2 separate regions of the Homo sapiens genome follow, and region 1 is linked to region 2. A link is an interaction called in ENCODE POLR2A ChIA-PET data of the cell type or tissue named here. Cell type or tissue: PC-9. All regions are shown on one strand. Links, peaks and the distances in the headings refer to the core of each region. The heading gives the core; the rest is flanking DNA. Region 1 holds the start of SLC67A2 (solute carrier family 67 member 2). Region 2 overlaps SLC9A4 (solute carrier family 9 member A4).

Region 1 (4,370 bases), core at 371-4,370, 220 kb after region 2:
AAAATGAATTATCACCTGAATAAAGCTGATGGGATGGAAAACAAATCTCACCAAGTATCTGGAGGAAAAAAGTGGTTGAAATAATAGATCTCATCACCATCTAAGCATCCTAAACAAAACGGGCCTCAAGGGTCATCTTGGTCTTCCCTCCTAAACAAATTAAAACTTGGAAGTACGGATAACTGCTAAAACAGAACAATTTGGCAAATGACTTCTCTAAGCTTGTTCCCTTCCTCTCCCATTCAGAAACCATTTGTCCAAGAATCTTAGAGGTCTCTACATCCCTAAATATGTCAAAAAAAAACTAAATTATGTATAATGTTCCTTAGATGTTACCTAACAATCATCTGTTAGGTAGCTTTATGTGACTTTCATGTAAAGCTTCATATATTTAATTGTTTACAATATTTTCCATTAAAAAAATCCCTACTCTTTCAACTTTTGGGAAACCATAAACTTTTCCCTTAAGATATGAGACACCTAATGGTTCTCTTGAATACATTATTAAAGTTATTAAAATTCTGTATCAGGCTTGCTAGATTAGACTTGCCAAATACACAGCATAAAGAAAACATATGATAAATTGTGAATATTCAAATCTGTATTGGAAGGCTGACCTTAACAAATGATCTGCGAATTGCTTTGTTTTATTCTAATACTAAAACTACTTTGAATTCTAAGTCAAATTCTCTGAACCCTAGTCTGGACTTTCCAGGTAAGGGCTCAAATGTTTTCATCTGGCTGAACCAGCCCAAGTCCCTTCTGAGACAGGACAGCAGTAGCTTGGGACCCATAACTAAAAAGGCTGGATGTCAGCCAACTCCTCTCCAAGAACCACCCATACTCACTGGTTGTGAATTCTAGGTGCCTAGACTGAAAAGTAGAAGAAGCATCCCCATGCTGAGAATGAACTACTAGATTAAAGGAATAGTGGTCAGAAGGAGTGCCAGTCTCTGAAGTTAAAGGCATGGAGCTGGAGGGTGGATCCTGCAATGGCCTAGAGGCAGAGAAATCCTCTCTAAAAAGCCGCCCTCCCTGAAGACCTTGTGTTTCTGGGCTTGCAGCAATTTGATGAACATGCTTTCATGGTGATCTTAACTATTAACTCAACATAGAGTTGCTACCAACTGAACGCCTTGCATGGAGGTGGTGGCATGGAGAGTGCATGAAACTGGGAGAAGTGGTGGTCTTGATCTGCATCTGGGCAGAAAACGATGACTCCCTGCCAGGGCCCAGTGCCATCAGATACTATCTTCAAGGCCTCAAAGGCAGCCTTCTCCCATTGACACTTATCGCAGCTTCCTTACCCTCAAGATACTGGATTAGCTCACACTCAGGGCTGAATCAGGCCTAGCCTTGGAAAGGGAGGAGTGCAGAGGTGGATCTAGGGTTCTTGCAGATAATGGCCCAGAAACTACCAACATCAGCTTACTTGTAAGACTGAATTCTTCTGTGGCAGAACTGTGGATTACAATAGTGAAGCTCCGCAGCACCTGCCACATGGCAGGTGTTCAGAAATGCCATGAATCAGCTTACTAAACTTTCCATTCTACGTGGGAAATTAGCACTCAGGGAGCAAACCAGGACACGCGCGCGCGCACACACACACACACACACACACGATGAAACCAAACCGCCATTGTGCAATGCACACCCTTTGTCCAAAGGTAGATGGGTACAATTCACTCTGATCTGCATTTTTAAACATTCAAGTCAACCGAGAGCTCTAGTGAAAATGCACCCAATTCTGTACAAGTGGGGTCATCAACAGCGGCTTCTCCAGCCTGGTCTGGTAAAAAAGCAAACCACAGGCACACACATCATGATGAAACCAAACCTACGCTGTGCAATGCGCAGTTTGTCGAAAGGCAGATGGGTAAAATTCACTCTGATCTGCATTTTTTAATATTTAAGTCAACCAAGAATCCTAGTGAAAATGTGCCTAAATCTGTCCAAGCGGGGTCAAGAGCGGCCTCCCCTGCCTGTTCTGGTAAAAAGGCTTGCGTGTCCCTACCTCACCAGCAGCCGCACAGCAGCTGGGCTTTTCCAAGCTTGCCCACACCCCTGTTCTCCGCCCTGCAAAAGCTGCACCTGCCACAGCATTTAACACCTGGTCACACCTGAGGTTGGTACCAGGGCTTCTCAAAAGGCAGGGAAGGGAAGACGTTCCGCGAACGGGGTGCAAGAGAAAGCGCGAGGGGCAATAAAGCAGTGTGGCCAGATGCAGACTGAAGTGGGTGATAGGGCAAGAGGAGAGCTTGATAGGTAGTGAGGCACTCACCAGGCGGACTGCGGGTTCCCACTCCCTGGGAGCTCCCCGGAAGCTCCAAGAACCGCCTGGGTCCCCAGGCCCGAACACAGTCAGCACTTGCTCCCAGCCCCCACGCTCGCACTCACCAAGAAGCCCACCAAGTAGAGACAGAGCAGGAAGCGGCGGGCTCCGACGGCACCGGAGTCGGCAGCCTCCGCCTCGGTTCCTGTCTTCTGCTCCTGTTTCCGCTCTGCGGTCTCCGAGACCAGCCTCGGGGCCGAGTTCATGTCCCAGTGACCCCCAAGCTCCATACCCGCGCCGGCCGGGGGTCGGACGCAGCAGCAGCCGCGGACCTACCCCGGGAGCCCAGCCCCGCCCCGAGCGGAAGCAGGAGGCGCGCGCCTGCGCAGAGAGAGGGGGCGGGTGCTACCTGGCAGCTCCGCGGGTGCGTGGCCGGTGCTGGCTGGGAGTTCTGGTCTCAGGCAAGGTGGGGACTGGGCACATCATCAATACGGTAAGCACACACCAGTTTGTGATGATAATGATGATGCTCTTTGTTTCCTCTGGGTACAGACCCTGCTGCCCCTATCGTTGGAGGACAGGAGGGAATTGTATTGAGCTTCACTTCCTCCTATGGAGTTGTGCTAGGAGGTGACCAACTCCAGCTTGAAGATCCACAGACCCTGGCCACCAGTTGGTTGTGACAGACCTAGGATACGTTAACGTGGCTCTCCAAGCTTTCGTTTGCCTATTTAAAAAGCAGTAGGAAATAATGTAGTCCAACTTCTAGAGGTGTGAGAATTCTACACATGCTTCTTAAGATCCTTTCTGGTGCAGTGCAATGTGAACAAACCATAGATGGTCTATGCCTGAGTTGAGATTACAGTCTCATGGAGTAAAAATAATAAGCACGCAGTAAATAAACATAAATAAAAATACTAAACATGCAATGAAAAAGCATAAAATAAGTAAAATAATATGGTGATAATATAAAGAAGCACGGTCTTGATGTGGAAAGTAATGAGGTGGGGAGTGAGCTACTTTAGAAAAGCAGTTTGGAGGAGGTGACATGTAAGCTGAGAAGAGTGGAAAGAAGATATGTGTGGCTGAAACTTCCTCATCAAACTGAGAGGTCAGCAGGAGTGCAGACCATTTAGGACCCAGAAGGCCATAACAGAGATTTGGGGTTTATTCTGAGTGCAGTGAAAGGAATTAAGTGAGTGCATGACACCAAAAGATGCCTTTAAATTACTTAGCAAAGCCCATGACACATGGTAAGTAATAAATGTTAACAATAGTGACTAGCCCCTCTTTTCTTTAGAACTTGTTATTTATTCCTCTTTCACTGTGGGATCAAGAAGACTCTGACATTTTACTGAGATTTTGCTCAAAATCTCAATTTACTTGTGTAGGTTGCTAATTCTGAGATCTGTTAAATTCAGTGTTGCAAAGTTTCTCATGGGAGGTGGCACTGAATAGGGAGAAGTGGAATACTGATACTTAGAATTAAGACATATAATTGAATCCAGGTGAAACTGTCAATCGTGAACCCCCAAGTTATTCTGAGACTCCTTTGCAGGAGAACTAGTTTGCTCTCCTATAGCTGAGGAAACTAGTCTTTTTGTGCTTGAAATTTTGTGAGTAACTCATCTGGGAAAGGCGCCTTGAAAGGGCTGCTCATGTTAACCCATTAAAACCACTCACTGTGGCTACTAAATACATAGCTAGGGTGAAATTTTAGCATGCTCTGGTGACAGGTACACATTATAACCTAGGAGGACATCTCATACACGCCAAAAGAATTGGAAGTCACGGCCAGGCGCGGTGGCTCACACCTGTAATCCCAGGACTTTGGGAAGCCAGGGTGGGCAGATCACAAGGTCAAGAGATCGAGACTATCCTGGCCAACATGGTGAAACCCTGTCTCTACTAAAAATACAAAAAATTTAGCTGGGCGTGGTGGTGCGCGCCTGTAGTCCCAGCTACTTGGGAGGCTGAGGCAGGAGAGCTTGAACCCGGGAGGCAGAGGTTGCAGTGAGCTGAGATCGCCCCACTGCACTCCAGCCTGGCAACAGAGGGAGACTCTGTGTAAAAATAATAATAATAAAAGATTTGGAAG
Region 2 (4,327 bases), core at 328-4,327:
AGTGGTCATATGTAATTACTCAGATCAAACGAGCATATTAAAATGAGAGATACTTTGTTATTCTATGTTATAGTAGAATATTAACAGAATTATATTTTCAGAAATTATATGATTGGATAACAGTGTGTTCTTTTCTTCTGCAATGAAATTAAAAGTAAGTTATTACAATTATTTAATAATATCTTAAATATGATATATTTTATTATTATTAATTATCCTCCGAGTGATTTCAGTAATGAGAAATTTCCTAGATCATTCTAGAAAAGTATTATCCAAAGCAAATGCCAGGTGCCCTGTTTTCATTACGTATTATGTGAATTATGAAGAAACTTATCTACAGAGTCTTTAAACCAAAGTTGAAATTACTATGAAATTACTATGAAAGGCACCAAATATTTTATTACATGAACACAGTGATAGAAAGTCAGATAGGCTCCAGAAAATTAAAGGCTCCTTTGTTTTTTAAAGTGTCTTAGTTGTCCTGTGTGTCTTTCAGAGTTCGCGTTTCTCCAGCAATCATTTTCTTGTGTTTGTTTGGCAGCTGATGGATCACTTAAAGGCTGGAATCGAAGATGTGTGTGGGCACTGGAGTCACTACCAAGTGAGAGACAAGTAAGGAGGCTGAGGGTTTCACTCCCTGACAAACTTCTAAAGGTTCCATTGGAAGCTGGGCATAAAATCAGAGAGAATTCAGGGAATGGAGACCAAGAAGATAAAGTGCTCCTGAGCCATCCCCTACAGGAAGTGGTTGAAATTCCAGGGCATGCTAAGCCTGGAAAATGAAGAATTGTCAGGTGGAAGACGCAGTTGACTTGGTGTAGGTTGTTTCAGAGAGAACTGGTACAGCTAGTGGGTAGAAATTAGAAAAGTAATATTTAAGTTAAAAACAAGGACAAGGTTCCCAATGATAAGATCAGCTCTACCACGGAATGGCCAGCTTAGAAAAGGAGTTTAGAAAGGGAGCTTGGTGCCTCCTTAGGAATCCTGGCAAGGGATTCCTCCATTGTTGGGGAGGCCATGGTGGAAGATCTTTAAGATTCTCAAATATAGTAATTCTTTTTTAAAATGCCCAAATCCCTCTTCTTCACCATATCTCACCTTTCAGAATGTATTGTTTTACTGGACTTAGTTTCCAGTTCAGGAGGGAGGTTGCGGCTAGAGTTGTCAGTGAGTAGCTGGAAGCTCACTGAGGATGGGGCTCTGAGAAGCTCTCACTCTCGTGGCGCAGGCAAGGAAAAGAAAGTGCGGAAGGAGATTGAGAAGAAGTGGTCAGAGAGGCTGGCAGCGAAGCACGAGCGAGTCAGGGTGTGGAGGGCGCAGAGGGGAGGACCCAGCACGTCAGGAGACACAAAGCATCCAGTATGGGAAGAATGAGGGCAGCCTCTGGAGTTGAACAGGGCAAGGTCAAGGCGAGCTCAGTGAGAAGAAAGTCAGGGAGGGTGTTATGGTTGGGGAGGTGATTACCGTGGGCTGAGAATACACAGGAACCGCGGCTTCTCATGAGGGCAGAAAACTAGAAGACAGAAGATCGACCCAGTTGGAATAAGAGGAGGCCTGGTCTGAGCCGAGCTGGGACAGCAAAGCTCAGGAAGCCAGCCCCTAACCCTGGAGGGGCTTAGCACCTCACAGACCAGGAAACCAATTGCCAGATAATAAACCAGCAGCCCGGAAAGCTATGTGCCCCTCTGGAAAATAAAGCAGGCGGGCAAACTACTCTTTGAATGTAAAATGATTGAAAGTGTTGAAAATTCCAACTCCAAACAAATGGCTGACTCTGAAGGCACCATATGCATAGCGCAGCTCAGTCGAATGGGCTGGCCAGAGGTTCCTTACAATAGTCAGCGGCCATCAGTCTCGCCTATTCAGAATCTCCATCATTCAGGCTATTGGGACATACGTAGGGTTTTTTTCTTCCCCTTAATTGGTAGGATTCAAAATGATCTGCAGCATAATGGGGCAAAACTACTGTAACTACCGGGCCATTTAAACTTATTGGGTTCTGGTTGAATAGGCCAGTATTACTGTAAGTGCAGCTGCCGCTGTTATGCGCTATTAGAATGGAACACTTATTCAAAAGCTTCAGCCCCCTCATTTCTTCTCTTACAATTGGAGCTGAGCTGGGCTGGGCCTCCCCCGCGCCTCACTTATGCACACTTTTTGCCCTGATTGCAGCTTGTCCCTTCCTTTTGTTTAGCTGATTTTCAATGTATTCAGGCCAGTAGGCCATTCTTTTTTTTTATTTTAAAAAATGCATAAATGCTATGAATTTTTTTAAAAAATGTGTTCAAATGCTATGAATTCCAGGCACTGTCCTGATGTTTCTTCAGAATAAAGTTAAGTAGTAAGTAGTTTGTTTCAAGAGAAATGCATACTTAATGTAACACATACAGACGTTCAAGATTTCCAAAATGTTGGTTTTCATTTTTAGGTTTAAGAAGTTTGATCATAGATACTTACGGAAAATCCTCATCAGAAAGAACCTACCCAAATCAAGCATTGTTTCTTTGTACAAGAAGCTGGAAATGAAGCAAGCCATCGAGATGGTGGAGACTGGGATACTGAGCTCTACAGCTTTCTCCATACCCCATCAGTGAGTCATATCTGTTCTTTGTTCTAAACTTTCACTGTCAGAATTCCAAGGGGCGCTGACTCATTGCCTCATTTAAAGGTATACGAGGAGTAAAGAGGCAGAAATATAAAGAAGAAATTATTTTTAAAATATGTAATCTAAGTCTTGGCATTTTTATGGCTTGGCCCAAGCTCACATATTTTACCTAGTTTCTGAAAATTACTTTCTAGCAAATGTTGCTTCCTTAGAGTTGTATGACATCTTTCTTTGGGAGGGAAGGGCAAGCGAATGTGTAGAATTGCAGCATATTTTACAAGACTGTCTCATTTTCCTCTTGACATGACCCCCGTGCATGTGATTCTGTCCTTCCTACCATTATGTTTCTTCCCATAAGCCATTTCTCTTCCTCTTTTACATGAGAGATGAGTTAACTTTCTGAGATGATAACTTGGATTTGGGAAGGAGTGATGAGAGCAAGAGGTGTGGTCATTGGTGGTCTATGTAAAGAGAAAGTTGTGTTTGTAATTGCATCTAAGGCGAAGGTCTACATGAGATTGTGAAATTTGTCTTGAGTCTATGTGAGACCAGCTTGGAGTAGAAGCAGGGAGTTGCCTGGATTCCTGGGGAACAGGGAGTTGTGGAAGCAGGACATAGGGAGGGGTGATACTGGAATATAAACCCATCATTACAAGACGATTTTCTATGCAACGTGGTAGAGCCTCTGGTAGCCACTTGTCCCAAGAGCTGGCTAAATACTTCTTAAAGCTGTTTTAACTCTGACATTTAATGAGAGCCCCTTCAATGTCAAAAGAACTCATTAATTTCCCAAAGATGCCCAGTTTTTCTCCAACAACTGATTTATTGGGAAAATTAATCACAACATATATTTAGGATAAGGAACATGGGCCCCCTCCATCCTGTTGTCTTCAGCAGGTAAAAACACTTGATCATATGCTTCAATTATGTCTTCACATTTAAAAAGGAAGTTGGAAGAAGAGCTAAGAATAGGTAGCAATAAATTTGTCTCTATTGCCTGAGTGTTATTTCTGAGATAACACCTTCATCCCTTGCCTGCTAATAAATCAGAAACACCCTTGCATTTCTTACATGGCCTGAGAAGAATCCTAACTAAAAGTCACTAAGAAATAAGGCAGAAAGCTTTGTATTATACTGAGATAATCCCTGAGGATATCTCAGTATAATACAAAGCTTTCTGCCTTATTTCTTAGTGACTTTTCTTTGAGGGTGGTGGAGGGGTTGTCGGTTTGTTTTGATGCTGCTCATCACATGGCTTTAAGGAAACTTCTGATATTAAAATGGAAAAGTGTTGACAGATATATACTGGCAGTGCTCTGCTGCATCATGGTGGAGCCCCAGGCAAAGGAAACATCAGGCATATCGATCCTCTATTATTTAAAATGTTGATATTATATTCATCAGTAATTTTTTGCATTGACCTTTATATCTATAAATATTGCATTTAAATCTGACTTACCTTAGTTACTGAGTTTTTTGCAACCCCCTTGCATTTGACACCTTTGATCCAATCCTGTCTGTTAAGACACCTCCTATGTGCCAGCCACCTTGAAGCAGACACAGGCCTTGCCCTCATGGACACCATACTCTGGTAGGGTCATGACGTTAACAAAAAAGGCCACACAAACATAATCATAAAGAATAGAGAGCTACGCAAGTCTATGAGAGGTGCACCTCACCTGGGCTCCTTGCCTTTGACCTGCTCACTGAAGGATGAATGCT

The links. Peaks named below come from ENCODE experiments on the same cell type or tissue, not always from the same donor. Only the 100,000 strongest peaks of a DNase experiment are listed, where the experiment ranks them.
Region 1: POLR2A ChIA-PET joins it to region 2 with 8 read pairs; 2 of 35 experiments call an interaction of 5 or more read pairs at or near these places.

What each region holds. Positions count from the first base shown.
Region 1 is chr2:102,734,249-102,738,618 of GRCh38, forward strand. It overlaps SLC67A2 (solute carrier family 67 member 2), which reads right to left and starts at 2,640. Exons shown (of 6, transcript NM_032718.5): 1 at 2,398-2,640. The coding sequence starts at 2,562. It also overlaps a transcript of TMEM182 not described here. RefSeq lists a silencer at 2,547-2,756. In PC-9, for the core only: no CTCF peak of the experiment used is centred there; DNase peaks (open chromatin) are centred at 2,133 and 2,643; H3K4me3 peaks cover 3,006 bases; H3K27ac peaks cover 1,541 bases.
Region 2 is chr2:102,511,662-102,515,988 of GRCh38, forward strand. SLC9A4 (solute carrier family 9 member A4) reads left to right here. Exons shown (of 12, transcript NM_001011552.4): 7 at 542-612; 8 at 2,429-2,590. Among named protein-coding and RNA genes, the nearest start is that of SLC9A4, 41 kb to the left of the region's middle. In PC-9, for the core only: no CTCF peak of the experiment used is centred there; a DNase peak (open chromatin) is centred at 2,600; H3K4me3 peaks cover 362 bases; H3K27ac peaks cover 2,651 bases.